2 separate regions of the Homo sapiens genome follow, and region 2 is linked to region 1. Evidence: chromatin loops called from intact Hi-C (ENCODE). Cell type or tissue: heart left ventricle. All regions are shown on one strand. Region 1 overlaps LAMC1 (laminin subunit gamma 1). Region 2 overlaps LAMC1 (laminin subunit gamma 1).

The links. A loop is a pair of places that touch in the nucleus more often than their neighbours do. Peaks named below come from ENCODE experiments on the same cell type or tissue, not always from the same donor. Only the 100,000 strongest peaks of a DNase experiment are listed, where the experiment ranks them.
Region 2: it touches region 1 in a loop (2.3-fold over the local background); 14 of 110 quality-filtered maps call a loop at or near these places.

Annotation. Positions count from the first base shown.
Region 1 is chr1:183,118,428-183,126,427 of GRCh38, forward strand. It overlaps LAMC1 (laminin subunit gamma 1), which reads left to right. Exons shown (of 28, transcript NM_002293.4): 12 at 3,296-3,517; 13 at 3,636-3,824; 14 at 6,204-6,449; 15 at 6,970-7,123; 16 at 7,693-7,835. Among named protein-coding and RNA genes, the nearest start is that of LAMC1-AS1, 19 kb to the right of the region's middle. In heart left ventricle, no CTCF peak of the experiment used is centred here; no DNase peak of the experiment used is centred here; H3K27ac peaks cover 331 bases.
Region 2 is chr1:183,028,194-183,036,193 of GRCh38, forward strand. All of the region lies in intron 1 of LAMC1 (laminin subunit gamma 1), which reads left to right. Among named protein-coding and RNA genes, the nearest start is that of LAMC1, 8.8 kb to the left of the region's middle. In heart left ventricle, no CTCF peak of the experiment used is centred here; no DNase peak of the experiment used is centred here; H3K4me3 peaks cover 4,068 bases; H3K27ac peaks cover 286 bases.

The sequences.
Region 1 (8,000 bases):
AAACCTAATTATAGGCTAGGCGCAGTTGCTTACACCTGTAATCCTAGCACTTTGGGAGGCTGAGGCGAGCAGATCACTTGAGGCCAGGAGTTTGAGACCAGCCTGGCCAACATGGTGGAACCCCGTCTCTATTAAAAATACAAAAATTAGCCAGGTGGGGTGGCAAAAGCCTGTAATCCCAGCTACTTGGGTGGCTGAGGGATGAGATTCGCTTAAACCCGGGAGGCAGTGGTTGCAGTGAGCTGAGCTCATGCCACTGCATTCCAGCCTGGGCGACAGAATGAGAATCTGTCTCAGAAAAAAAAAAAAAATCTGATTATAATTCTACTGGCTCAAGTTGCCTCATCTTCATTTCTTTTTATTTACTGTTGTGTAATTATAATTTATAATTTGAGCCATTGGTTAAATTATTAAAAGTCATAAATTATTGAATGATTTTGTTATAATTTTTGGTGAACAAGAGTTTAAGACTTAAAAATTTTTTTTTTTGAGACGGAGTCTTGCTCTGTCACCCAGGCTGTGGTGCAATAGCATGATCTTGGCTCACTGCAACCTCCGCCTCCTGGTTCAAGCGATTCTCCTGCTCAGCCTCCCAAGTAGCTGGGATTACCGGCACGCCCCACCACACCCAGCTAATTTTTGTATTTTTAGTAGAGATGGGGTTTTACCATATTGGCCAGGCTGATCTCAAACTCCTGACCTCAGGTGATCCCCCTGCCTCGGCCTCCCAAAGTGCTGGGATTACAGGCATGAGCCCCTGCACCCGGTCAAAATTTTTTTTCTTAAAAAAAAGTTTTAAACAAGGACCTTTTTCTCTAGCAAGGTACAGCTGTTTGGGGAGGTGGAGTTAGTGATGATGTGGTATTGGGAGAGGCATCTGCAGCTTAGATGTGTTGATTTTTGAAATGCCTGCATGAATATCCAGATAAAAATGGCTTATAAGTAGTTAGAAATATGAATCTGGGGCTTAGGAAGAGATTAGGACTAGCGATCCAGATTTAGAAGGTTGTCAACATATGGGCAATAATTTTTAAACTTGGAAATATGACAGAAAATATAGATGGAAAAGAAGGATGGAATCCTGGAAACAGTTAAGTCCATGCTCTAAGACCCAAGGGCAACATGGCGAAACCACATCTCTACTAAAAAGTACAAAAATTAGCACAGTATGGTGGTGCATGCCTGTAGTCCCAGCTTCTCTGGAGGCTGAGGTGAGAGGATCACGTGCACTCAGGAGGTCAAGGCTGCAGTGAGTGGTAATTGTGCCACTCCACTCCAGCCTGGACAATGAGTGTGACCCTGTCTGAAAAAAAAGTAAAATAAATAAATAAGAGCCAAGGGAGAAAAAGAATTTTAAGAAAGAGAAACAATTAACAAGTTTAGGAAGCTAGCATCGTTGGGTTTTGGATTGGTGATTCCTTAATCACTGCTGAGTTTTTGTTTTTAAGAAGTGTTAAAACTGTCCAGGCGTGGTAACTCATGCCTGTAATTCCAGTACTTTGGGAGGCTGAGGCAGGAGGATTGCTTGAGGCTAGGTGTTCAAGAGCAGCCTGGGCAACATAGCAAGATTCTGTCTCTATAAATCAAAAAAATTAGCTGGGCATGGTGGCACACACCTGTGGTCCTAGCTACCTCGGAGGCTGAGGGCAGGAGGATGCATGAACCCAAGAGGTCAAGCTCGCAGTGAGCTGTGATCATGCCGTTGCACACCAGCCTGAGTTTACAGAGTGGATCTATCTCAAAAAAAAAAAAAAAAAAAAAAAGGTGGCGGGGTGGTGTTGAAACTGAAAGATCACAGTGCTTTAAGAAGTAATTTGAAGTTGAGTAAGTAAAATAAAGAATGTTCAGTTAAGAAGTTTGGCTATAAGGAAAAGACATGGACTATAATTTGGGAGTAGGAACAAGATTGAAGAAAGTATTTTTAGAATGGGGAGACTTAAGGATGTTTAGAATTGGAAGCACAGTAACCAATAAAGCCATATCTCATGACCTAACTAGGCAAGATAAACCTGTAAACATACTAAAAGTAGTACATTTAGGGTAGTAATGGAGGTGTCCTTCAGCCTTAGGTGGTTAATTTTCAAATGAATTTTATAAACAGCAAGTGCTATTTCATAACATGAAAAATACGCTTTAAGCATAAGACTGCAAAACACTAGAGTGGAATGGAGATTACAGGGAAATATGATGATGTTACTGAGGCCTATACCTCTCTGATAAAATGTTCCTGTTGATGCTTGTATCAGGGGCACCACTGGATTGGATGAACCATTGGTCTAAGGCAATATAAGGTTTCCTCTGATTTCTTATAGAAATGGAAAAGCATTGAGCTTTGGAGTAATTGTATACTTGTCAGAAGTAACCCTGAGTATTAGAACTTTACTTGAGAGTTTTTGTTTTTTGTTTTTTGGGGGGTTTTTTGGCTGTTTTACAGAGGGCAGAAATTATGTAACCTGAGTATTACCTGTTGACAGGTGCTTTCCCTTCTGTCTTACCCTTGAACTCTGTAGTGCCTGCTTTTGTAGCAAAAGAATGAAAACACTCCTTAATGGCTGTAGACATAAACTCTTCTTTTCCCCCCACACTCTTGTTCATATCTCTTCTCACTCCAAATGATTGTCTGATGCTTTTCATTTTTCACATTGGTGGGGACTGTAAAATTCAGCAAATCTAGGGGTACATGTGTGTGTTTTAAAAAAAATTAGTTTGGGCCGGGCATGGTGGCTCAAGCCTGTAATCCCAGCACTTTGGGAGGCCAAGGTGGGCTGATCACCTAAGGTCAGGAGTTCGAGACCAGCCTGGCCAACATGGTGAAACCCTGTCTCTTCTAAAAAAAAAAAATACAAAAATTAGCCGGGCATGGTGGCATGCGCCTGTAATCCCAGCTGCTTGGGAGGCTGAGACAGGAGAATTGCTTGAACCCAGGAGGCGGAGATTGCAGTGAGTCGAGATTGCACCACTGCACTCCAGCCTGGGAGACGGAGTGAGACTCCATCTCAATAAATAAATATATATATAAACAAACAAATAAATTAATAAATAAAATAAAAGTTTGCTATACCACCACTCCAGATACTTAGCACTCAGTACCACATGATTGTTCTAAATGCTGTTTTCTAATTCTCTTCTCCAGGGTGTAGACGTGGATATCTCGTTTAGTGTATCAGAGCCCAGTTAAGCAAATGGCTAATTTTCTCTGGAATTTGGGGTCTAGTTACTTTTTAGTGTTACTGACTTTACACAAGGTTTGGAAAACAAGCCAGTTCAGTGATTTTCTTTTCCTCACTATACACAGGTGCTGGATATTTGGATGATGTCACCCTGGCAAGTGCTCGTCCTGGGCCTGGAGTCCCTGCAACTTGGGTGGAGTCCTGCACCTGTCCTGTGGGATATGGAGGGCAGTTTTGTGAGATGTGCCTCTCAGGTTACAGAAGAGAAACTCCTAATCTTGGACCATACAGTCCATGTGTGCTTTGCGCCTGCAATGGACACAGCGAGACCTGTGATCCTGAGACAGGTGAGATGATCTTTGGCAGCTCTTAGACCTAACTTCTCTTTAGCAATTGTGTAGAAAGTGCTCATTGTCTTATATACTTGTACATTTGCCTGTTTTCTCACGCCTGCCTTCCAAATAGGTGTTTGTAACTGCAGAGACAATACGGCTGGCCCGCACTGTGAGAAGTGCAGTGATGGGTACTATGGAGATTCAACTGCAGGCACCTCCTCCGATTGCCAACCCTGTCCGTGTCCTGGAGGTTCAAGTTGTGCTGTTGTTCCCAAGACAAAGGAGGTGGTGTGCACCAACTGTCCTACTGGCACCACTGGTAAGTCTGCTCGCTTCATCTGCTTTCAGTGTTCCCTTCTATAAAAAGACCTAGGGGAAAGGGGCTTCGGAGTTGTTTTGGATCTTTGTGTTTGGTTCAGTTTCAGTGGTTATGGTTTTCCTAATAGGAAGCTGAGGCTCACTCTCCTTGTTTCCTTCCATCTCTCTTTTGGGTATCCCCTGATTGTCTCCATCTGTCAACCAAGGGCTTTCATGTCACCTTGATCTACCGTCTCCCCTTTAGGTGATCAAATCTCATCTTGAGGCTTCAAAAGCCTTTCTATATCTATGATAGCTAAGTTTGTATTTCCAGCCCTGGCACCTCTCCTGAGCTACCTACTTGCCATTTCCACTTGGATGGTGGGCTAGAAGCCTTCCACTTGCCTTTCCACATCCCTGTTCACCTTTCTGCACCCTGACTGAGACCTGCATGCACTACATCAAATGTCAGGCTCCATTTGCATTCAGACAGCAGAAAGCACATATGGGAGCTCACAGAGAAGGAGGAGGGTGAGGACAGAGTATTTATCCCATGGCCCCTTCTCTATGGGGTTCTCTGGATCGATGACCTCAAATCCGTCATTGATGAGCCAAATCAGCTCCTGGTAGGCCTTCTCCAAACAGCTCTTTTTGCCTTTAGGTTCTGCTAGCTGCCCCACCCACCACCTGAGGCCCAGGGTATGGAGCCTATCTCAAGTGCTGCACTCTTCTCGCAGTTTCCTTACACTCCGTGCTGATTTGATTGTGTCAGCCATTTTCTGCTGTGATTTTGATTCACATAGCCAAAGGAACTCAAATTTAAACAAATCCAAGTTAAATATTTGATTTCCTCCCTTTTTCTTCGACCCTTTGTTTCTCCTCCAGTCTTGTTCATCTTAGTAAATATGCTGCCATTAGCCTAGTTGCTCAAGCTGAAACCTTAGGGCCTATACTTGATTCATCTTCCTTTCAAGTCCTAGAAACAGTCAGCAAATCTTACTGATGTTATCTCAGATCTGACCACTTTTCACCACTTCAACTATCACCAACCTGGTTCAAACCTCTGTTATCTCTCACCTGGGATTGCCTAATTGTTCTCCCTGCCTCACCTGCTCCCCTACAATGGCTCCAATCTCAACATGAAAGCCAAAATGGTCCTTTCAAAATGTACCTCAGATTACACCACTTTTAAACCCTCCAATAGCTTCTTGATACACTAAAACCAAATCCTTTACTCTGACCTCCATGCTTCTACATGGGTTTGAACTGCTTCCATGGCTTATCTTGTTTTTCTGAAACTTTCTTCCCTTGGATATTATCCTGGCTGGTCTCTTCTCTGTCTTTCCATTGCTATCCCAATGTCTCCTTCTTACAGAGGCTTTCCCTACCCACCAATATAAAGTAGCCCTCACCTTCACCCCATCATGCTGCTCTATTTTGTTTAAATTTTTTATGCTTATCCCTATCTGAAGTAATCTTGTTTATTTGTATGTCTGTGTATTGGTCTTCACCAACCGCTGCATACACTTCATGAGAGCAGAGACCTTGTCCACCTTGTTCACATCATCCTAATGACCTAGAACAGTGCTGGTATATAGTAGATGCTCAGAAAATACTTGTTGAATGAATTAATAAACCTCGGATTCCCAGAAATTTGAGTCTAATTCAGGCCCTACTGGTTACAAAGATATCACGAGCCCAACTTGAACTAATCAAGGTAGGAAAGTGGAAAAGGAAGGATGAGGAGCAGTGAGTAGTAGAGTGGAAAGAGCTCTGGATTCTAGCTCTCCCTCTCTACCTGTCACTTCTTTGGTTGCAGGCAAATTACTTATCCTCTCTGTTCTCTGAGCTATAATATTTAATACAAGCAGTCAGCAACTGATGATTTCTAAGTTCTCTTCTAACATGCCCTGATTCTGTACCAATTGATACTGATTAACAAGGATTAGCACATGCCTCTTACATTTTAAGAGAATGGTTCTGCTCACCCTGTTGTGTGGGAAACTTACAGTGTCAAGAGTGGCACTTCACCTCTTTTAATATCATCTGCCAAAACAACATATATGAATGTGCCATCCTTTGAGACTGGAGAAGTTTATAAACCTTGGGCTTGACTCATTTACCGAGCACTTTTAATACATGATTTGGGTTGATTGTCACAACAATTAAAGTGAAGTAGGCAGACCAGGTGCTTCCTGTCTAGTGAGGAAATAGAGATGTGCTCAAGGTCACTCTGGTGGTCTGGCCCCGTGCCAGGGCTGCAGCCCAGGTCCTCTGCCCTCCACTGCACCATGTCTTCTCTCATGTGATGATTACACTAGATTACCTGTAGCCAGTGGTAATCTAGCACCAAAAATGTCTAAGGCCTTTCTTTCATAACATCAGATTGTCTCATCCCCAGGTAAGAGATGTGAGCTCTGTGATGATGGCTACTTTGGAGACCCCCTGGGTAGAAACGGCCCTGTGAGACTTTGCCGCCTGTGCCAGTGCAGTGACAACATCGATCCCAATGCAGTTGGAAATTGCAATCGCTTGACGGGAGAATGCCTGAAGTGCATCTATAACACTGCTGGCTTCTATTGTGACCGGTGCAAAGACGGATTTTTTGGAAATCCCCTGGCTCCCAATCCAGCAGACAAATGCAAAGGTAATCAGCCTTTGATCAGATTCTGTCACAGCTAAATGCCCCTTTATTGTGAGAATTCTTGTGTGTCTCTTAAAATATGTATAGTTGTTTAGTCCAATAGAAATACATTGTGAACCGCTTTTGTCTTTTAAAATTTTCTAGTCACCACATTAAAAAAGTATAAAGAAGGACAGTCATGGTGGCTGACACCTGTGGTCCTGTAAAAAGAAACAGGTGAAATGAATACTAATGTATTTTATTTAATATATCCAACATATGATTTCAATAAGTAATCAATAAAAATTGTTAATGAAATATATGTTTTTTCTCACGCTAAGCCTTCAAAATCCAGTGTGTATCTCACGTTTATAGCACATCTCAATTCAGACTCACCAGCCACATTTAAAGTGCTCAGTAGCCACATGTGACAGCAGCTACCAACCTGGCAACACAGGTCTAAAGAATCTCTTTAGGTTGTTTATATTTTAGTATTTCTCTCAGGTGATTTGTGTCTTTTGCCATCTCTGTCTTCCTGCCTTAGCCTGCAATTGCAATCTGTATGGGACCATGAAGCAGCAGAGCAGCTGTAACCCCGTGACGGGGCAGTGTGAATGTTTGCCTCACGTGACTGGCCAGGACTGTGGTGCTTGTGACCCTGGATTCTACAATCTGCAGAGTGGGCAAGGCTGTGAGAGGTGAGACATAGGTGCCTTTGGTGAAAGTAATCTTTGCTTTTTCTGTTATAAAAAATGAATTTTTATAAGTACATTTAATAATTGACTGTTCAGAAATTACTGGAGCGCCTAATGTAGGCAAGGCATCCTTCAGGGGCAGTGCTGGAGAATTGTAATAAAGCTAATGAAAGAAAGGAGTGGAGCACAGTGGCCCCAGCTGTGCCAGAATCACCTGAGCAACCTTTTAAAAGCACAAATTGCCGGGTCCTTTCTGAGGCACTTAGAATCAGACCCTTCAGGGTTGCAGCCTGGGAACTTCTGTTTTCAAAGCTGCTACTTAGTGTCCATACAGTCCCAGGCTGGAGAGCACTGGTAGCAGTTAAGTTAGGAAAAGAGGTTCTGAATAGCACTCATGAAAATTACTTGAACCTTAGGGGCTTAATAACCCTTAACATTCCATCTTAGTAACCCTTACCATTCAGTTTTCTGATACAAGTTACAAATTACATCAGTGCTATACTAAAAAAAAAAAAAAGTTGTGCTTAAAGTCTGTTTTTCTTGCCTGAGAAATGTCCTGTGTTCATTTTCAGGTGTGACTGCCATGCCTTGGGCTCCACCAATGGGCAGTGTGACATCCGCACCGGCCAGTGTGAGTGCCAGCCCGGCATCACTGGTCAGCACTGTGAGCGCTGTGAGGTCAACCACTTTGGGTTTGGACCTGAAGGCTGCAAACGTAAGGGGTGTTGGTGGCATACAACTCTAAGCTTCCACTAATTCCAGTTAGTGTCTTAAGGCCAGAAAGGACTTTGACAGCCTCAGTCTAGCCACTTGACTCATAGTCAGGGCTGTACCTAAGTCATCGTAGATGCTTTATTTGAAGAATATTATCCATTTCTAA
Region 2 (8,000 bases), 90 kb before region 1:
TGGGAGGAATCAAGTTTTGACTATTTCAGTTCTAAATAATTTTAGAAAATTGGGTGTGCCTTTTGCTATGCACTCCTTCCTCCTGTGCATACATTCTCATGTTATTGCCGGATATTCTGCAAACATTTTAAAAAATACTCTTGAAATACATACCACTGTACCTGATAGAAAGATGTAGAAGATTGAGGGTCCTATCTTCAGAAGATTATACTTTGTTAGGAATTTACACACTCATAATGGCATTACAATAATAAATCAAGGGTGTCTATATAATATTTTACAGTTTATAAGGCCTCCAGTTTATCACTGATGAGATTTCTCACAACGCAAGGAAGGCAAAGATGCCTAAGGTTGTGATTTGCCTAAAGTCATGTGGGAGATAGGTCTTTGACTACCTAGTTGATTGCATTCGTTCTTGCAGCTTGCAGCTTCTCTAACGAGTCTCTCGAAAGAAAGTCTACTTTATTCTAAGCCACTTTTAAAATTTCATGTATACCCTGGTTCAGAGATACCAGACTCCTTTGGTTTTCCTTGTTTTTTCTTCTGCATACTTCTTTTTATTTATGTTCCTAGATTCCTCTCTTTTCATGCTGTTCACGCTTCGTGGATGAACTCGTGTTTGTCTCAAGGCTTTATTTGCAATTTCATTTGTAAATTTGTAAATTCTAAAGTTGTATTTCTAGTCAGCTCTTTTTCCAGATCTAAAATCTTGTTGGTTATGGTCAATTTGGGATGTCCAGAGACCATATTCAAAACTAAATTCACTCCTTGTTGTCTCACCCAACTCAAAGCTCTTTTGGTATTCCCTATCTCAGTGAACTACACTGCTGTCTAACACTGAGTTTCTCAACCGATGTTGCCCACGTCTCTCCTGAAAGAACCATGCTTGACAGGCTTCATGAGTAAAGACTACTCTGGTGAACAGATAGGATCCACTGCTGTGTGGTCGGTCGGTTCTGGGTAGCTATAACTTCACCCGTTTCTTTCCCACCAATCGTTACTATAATCTGTCCAAGACTCTACTCTTACCTTCTATATCCAGACACTATGTGTCTTGAATGCTTATCTTTCTCTCCGTCCTCTTTGTCTCTGCCTTACTGTAAGTTCCTTACTGTAAGTTCCCATTGCATTTCACCTGGATTGTTGCCACAGCCTCCAAATAAACTGGTGGGCTTTCTGCCTCCAGTTTTGCCCTTTATATTTGGGCAGCCATCCTTTGGACTGAGTGATGATTCTAAAATGCAAATCTGATCATACAATTTTGCAGCTAAAAATTCTGCAGTGGTTCCTCAAGGTTTTATGATAAAGTCCAAACTCCTTGGCGTGGTGTACAGGGTACTTAGGATCTGGACCTTTTTGTTGCTTCACGTGTTCACAGGGCTGTTCTTTGGTTTGGAACACTTCTCCCAGGTGTTAGGACTCCTTCCCCAGTTTCTCTCTCTCTCCCCTTTCTGCCCCACTCCCTGGCTTGGATTAAGTCTCCCACTGACGCCACCCTGTAGGTATTTATCACAGTCCCTATCACATAGGATTATCTGTTTCTTTACTTGTCTGTTTCTACCTTTAAACCATGAAGTTTTTGAAGGACGAGTCAGGGGTTTAGTAATCTTTTAGTTCAGTTAAAGATGACTAATATTGGTTAATTGCTTGTTATGTATTAGCAACAATGCAAATTCCTGGATGTGTAGTGATTCATGGGACATTGCCCTGACCTCATTCTTAGATGAGGTGTAGATGCAGAGACCCATGTCTCTCGATTTGGGGGTAGGCAAATGATGGCCTTCTTAGCCAAGTCCAGTCCAGTCCTGCCTATTTTTGTATGGGCTGTGAACTAAGAATGGTTTGTACATTTTTAATTGGTTAGAAAAAATCAGAAGAATAATATTTTGTGACATGTGAAAATTTCATGAAATTCAAATTTTAGTTACCCATAAAGTTTTGTTGGAGCACAGTTTAGCCCATGTAACAAAGCATTGTCTGTGGCTGTTTTTGCACAATAAGGGCAGAGTTGAGTAATAGCGACAGACTCCATATGTCCCAGCCCACAAAGGCTGAAGTATTTACTATCTGGCTCTCATAGCACAGGTTTGTTGACCTCTGTTCTAGAGCAGTACTTTCATGTTATATAGTAAGTCCTAAGTGAGAGATGCAAGCACAGAGAGGATTCACTTCACTGACTGTTTGGGTGGAGGCTGGAGGCATTCTGTCTCCAGTGACACTTGTCTGGCATAGTGTTCATAAAAATATATGTACAGTGAGTGAATAAATGAATGCCTGAATTATAAAACTCCCAGAACATTGAACATTAACTTAAATTCTTCAAAGCAAAACTTTTGAGCTTGTGTTTATTTTTTATCAGTGCCATCTCTCCATTTTATAAGATATATGTCACTGTAATAGCTAATATTAAATGTAGTATGTGGTTTTATTTCTGTAAATTTTTTAAAAAAGTACTAAGGTATGGAACTGGTATGGAATTGGAAAGGCCTATGACTGTCCTTTTTTGGGTAAAAATTAGACTGTTATGTGACTTGAAGGCAGCCTAGATAAATCTTAGGCGAAAACTCATGAATTCTCACATGTGAATATGTATTTCTGAAATGTTAATTTGTATTTTTTTCCTTTAAAAATGGACATAAGCAAATTTTATTTAAAGTATATATATTCTGTAGTTTCAGCTACTTGGGAGGCTGAGGCAGAGGGATCATTCGAGCTAAGAAGTTTGAGGCTGTAGTACACCATAATTGCGCCTGTTGAATACCCACTACACCCCAGCCTGGACGACGTAGACCCTATCTCAAAAATTAAATAAATAAAATGTATATATTCACATGTACATTGTTGAAATAGATTCTTAAAGGGAATTATTAAGCAGCTGAGGGGAAAGGTTACAATGAAATATTTGCTTGTTGTATATAGCATCCTTTTAAGTTTAGTGAAGTCATCATGAGTAGATTTAGAAGATAGGCATACTGTTTCTTTAGGATAGTGAAAGGACTGTAAATGTAGAGTACGGTATAGCCCAGTGTATTCCACATTAAAGTGGTTAGGCCGATGAGCAGTAACCACATATTCATCTAAAGTTAATAGGCAGCAGCAACAGTTGCTTCTTTTTTTTCTTTTTTTTTGGAGACGAGTTTCGCTCTTGTCGCCCAGGCTGGAGTGCAGTGGCACGATCTTGGCTCACTGCAACCTCTGCCTCCTGGGTTCAAGCTATTCTTCTGCCTCAGCCTCCCGAGTAGCTGGGATTACAGACATGTGCCACCACACCCAGCTAATTTTGTATTTTTAGTAGAGACAGGGTTTTACCATGTTGGTCAGGCTGGTTTTGAACTCCCGACCTCAGGTGATCTGCCCGTCGTGGCTGCCCAAAGTGCTGGGATTACAGGCATGAGCCACCACACCCGGCCCTGCTTCTTTACTTGTTCATTTTTCCTACTGGACTTTATTGACAGCTGTACCACTGTTCTGTTTGGGTTTTAGGGAAAGGTGTTAAAGTTTAGAGCAGAGCTGTTTGTTTATTTTTACTGCTGAAAATTTCTGAGAAGGTTTTTAAAAATATGGGATTAATGTTTCTTCAAGTTGTCAGCTTGAAAGTGTAAAATTTCAAGATGATTTTGTGCAGATCCTATTACTTTGCCTTGGTTGCTTGCTATAAGACTTGTTTAAGATAGAACTTGCCCTGTGGAGAAGAATAGAGTAGAATAAAATAATTTAAAAATAAGAAAAAAAAAGATTAAAGAAAAAAAAACACATATGTAAAAGGGCCCTGCTGGAATTTGCAAGCATCTCCTTTCTTGTGATATAAAGTTAGGTGTTTGCTCATTTGGGTCTAAAATTGACAGCTTGCTAATGGGGTTACCAGAAAACCCATTTATAGAAACATTCCTGAGATTTTAGAGTACTGCACCAGACTAGGGTGGCACTAATTAAGTATGTCTGCTTTTCTATGTGTGTGCTCTTCTAGGGGCCAGCCCGAAATACGTGGGCCCAGTCAGCCTGGTACAGCTACATATTCATGAAATAAAATAAAGCAGACTTCTCTCTTTCTTAGACAATGGCACCCTCAGATCTCTTGTGGGAGAAGAATCTTATGGTAAGGCTGGGAAATGAATAAGGGGATTTACCTTATTTCTTTTGAACTTTAGGAGTTACATTTCCTCAGTTCCCTTCTTTTACTCTTTGTTTCCATCTGTGTGTGGCCGCTTCCTCTTATATTGAGGGCAACATTAGATTCTTTTATTTTTAGATTTTTGTTATTTTATCTTTTTGTTTTGAAAGTTGGAGGAGATAGTAATTCAAAATCAGTCTTCTTCACATTGCTTGCTTTTTTTTTTATTTTTAAAGAGACAAAGTCTCACTCTGTTGCCTAAGCTGGAAGTGCAGCGGTGCAGTCAGAGCTCACTGCAGCCTTGACCTCCTAGGCTCAAGTGATCCTCTTGCCTTGGCCTCCCACAGTGCTGGGATTATAGGCATGAGTCACCATGCCTGGCCTCTTTTTTTTCTTTTTTTGAATTTGGTACGTGGCCTTATATAGAGTTAAGGACTCAGTAAATTTTGTTTCATGATGATAAATCACAGTACTGTGTATATATGAAAGTTTCTGCTAACCAGAATGATTGTTTGTGGCAGTGACTATACAGGTACCTGTCTGTTTTCAGAGACATGGTTAATGACCAGTCTCTTTTTTTTCCCATCTTCTTTAGAGTTCTGATTTTGTGTTCTATTCTTGAGCTGGGTGGAGCTCAAGAATAAATTTTACATATGTAAAATTTCAGAGCTATGCATTTAATATTTGTATACTTCATTATATGTAAATTATTCCTTGAATAAAAAAATGAATTAAGAAACTTTCAGCCAATTGTAGTACACTATAATATAGTTGATTTTGTTTGTTTTTCATATGATTTTTGGCTTAGGAGAGAACACAATGTGAGGCTTCATCATCTAAAATATATTTCTCTTAGTGTCTTTCTCCTCTGTACCAGAAGTTGCTGGCATTAATAGACATTAACAGATATTTGTTGAGTGATCAAATCAGTGAACTGGCTGGTTTTAATTGAGTTATGAGCCCATTTTCATTGAAGTACCTGCAGAGCCCTCTCATACAATCAAGCTTGGTAGACGCCTCAGGCAGTGGAGCATGGGAAACCTGGGGAAGAGCTGTCCTCTGTTCTCACCTCACTTTAAGCAGGTAGTGGTTTTGGTTGATGCTTCATCGTTTGATGTGGTAAAATGGTAAGTCTGTGGGTTTTGCTGCAGGTTTAGAGAATTCTTTAAGAATGTCTTTGTGTGGCATATGCTTTGGTCACAATATCTGGTGCTTAGGTAACTTGCTATTTAATTTCCATGGTGAAATGTAAATGTTCCACATATCACTTAAATAATGGGAAGACCCCATCTTCATTCATTTAAACATGGTCTAGGTAATGGCTTTCTCTTATTGAGCCTTTTAGAAATAAAAAGTCTGAAGTTTGAATCATGTGGCTTTCTTGGAGAAACTTTTATTTTTTTTTGAGACAGAGTCTCACTCTGTTGCCCAGGCTAGAGTGCAGTGGCGTGATCTTGGCTCACTGCAACCTCCACCTCCCAGGTTCAAGCGATTCTCCTGTCTCAGCCTCCCGAGTAGCTGGGATTACAGGCACACACACCACCATGCCCTGCTAGGTTTTTTGTATTTTTTTTAGTAGAGATCGGGTTTCACCATGTTGGCCAGGCTGGTCTCGAACTCCTGACCTCAGGTGATGCACCCTCCTTGGCCTCCCAAAGTGCTGGGATTACAGTCGTGAGCCACTGTGCCTGGCTGGAGAAACTTATAAAGCTATGAAATATTTCCAGTGATCTGAAAAGATCTACCCACTTAAAATGAGATGAGCTTATTGCATTTTGATTCTAATTAGTGGACAAAGGACTTATGTAAATAAGACTGCTGGGGAGAAAATGGTTCACTCAGACATTATAGTATGGGATGTGTGAGTTATGATAGATGTTGAAGATACTTTTTATATCCTAAAGATAGATTTATTCGTAATGTATTTGAGATCAGACAAAAACATTGACCTGTAGGCAAAATAATTCAGTTGAAACTTTTTTCTGAGATGGAGTCTCACTCTGTTGCCCAGGCTGGAGTGCAGTGGCATGATCTAAGCTCACTGCAACCTCCGCCTCCCGGGTTCAAGTGATTCTCCTGCCTCAGCCTCCTGAGTAGCTGGGACTCTACAGGTGCATGACACCATGCCCAGCTAATTTTTGTATTTTTAGTAGAGTCGGGGTTTTACCATGTTGATCAGGCTTGTCTCGAACTCCTGACCTCGTGATCTGCCCGCCTCGGCCTCCCAAAGTGCTGGGATTACAGGCGTGAGCCACCGCGCCCAGCCCAGTTGAAACTTTTTAAATTGTTAGGAGAATACCTACAGAGCATTTTGAAGAGTAGGGATTGAAGTCAGCCCGGAAAAGCTTCCCGGATCTTGAAGAAAAGTAATAGACATGAGTGTAGGGTGTTTCCAGGAAGGTTGAGTTGTTTGAATAAAGATCTAAAAGTAGTTAGATAATGGTGAAGGTATTATTTGCCATTCATGGAGCAATGAGGACGTGCCAGATGGATTCTGAGGAGAACTTGAAAGCTGGGTGACAAAAGAAACTAAATTACCTTTTGTCAAGTGCCTCCTGGTTACCTCTTTGAATTCTTCAGTCTTGAGAACTATTGTTAGCCCCGGGGAAGAATAATATGACTAGTGACTTTTCTGAGGTTGCGTAGGTTGAAATCCAGACCTGCTGTGGTACATAGATTATGTTTTTGCCACTCTGCCATTTTAGGTCAGACCTGCTGTAAGTGATAGTGAATTCTAGAAAGACCTCAAATTGAGGAGTAAAATGAGAGTGCTAAGGAACTAAGCATTGTTTCTCTGATAGACCACTGCTTTAGGATCTCTGGATTTCGACTGCTTCTGTTAAAAGGGCTTTACACTTAAGAACAGAGGATTTTTTTTTTAATTAAAAAAATATATATGTTTTAGACAGGGTCTTGCTCTGTCATCCAGGTTGGGGTGCAGTGGCACGATCCTATTTCATTGCAGCCTCAAACACCTGGGCTCAAACAAACCTCCCACCTCAGCCTCCTGAGTAGCTAGGACTACAGGCATATGCCACCATGCCTAGCTAATTTAATTTTTTTGTAGAGATGGGGTCTCTCTGTGTTGTCCAGACTGGACCCGAACTCCTGGCCTCGAGCAATCCTCCTGCCTTGGCCTCCCAAAGTGCTGGGGTTACAGGTGTAAGCCACCATGCCCAGCTGAGGATTGTTTTCAGTGGAAGAATTTTAGGTTTTGGGCATATGTACTAGTTGTATGATATTTAGCTGTTAATGCTTCTAGAAATTTCTAAGGAATTTATTGAATTTGAGAATGAGGTCCTGGATTTTGTCAGTGTCTGTTGATAGAAAAAATATGCTCTACCTGTGAAAAGAAAATTTCTACACGTTCTGAATTTATTATGCCAAGCGGAAAAGTTAGGCCCTGGAGACTGAGTCACATAACATGGCTGTTTTTCTTCTCTGGTGTGTGACTGTTGCTTAGGGACCTTTGTGTTGAGATGTTACCTGTAACCAGATACCCTATTCTTTATTCAAACCTAGACTAAATGCAGCTGGAGGTAGAGACCCCTGTGATTGTTACTGCTTTACAATGGAGTGTTAAGCAACCCCCTTAGAGTATAATAGTAACCAATCAAATCTTGTATCTCTATGTTAGCCTTATGCAGAAAATGTTGTAATCCTGTTCCACTCCCCTATTTTTCCTATATAAATGATTCTCACCTTTCCCAATGCTGGGGAGTGCTGACCACCATTCTTCAGTGTCCATGTTTCCTGGAAAACTACCCTCACACTTTGTGCTTGAATGAATTCTTTTTTTTTTTTTTTTTTTTAAGACAGCGTCTTGCTCTATCTCCCAGGCTGGAGTACAATGGCGCAATCTTGGCTCACTGCAACTTCCGCCTCCCGG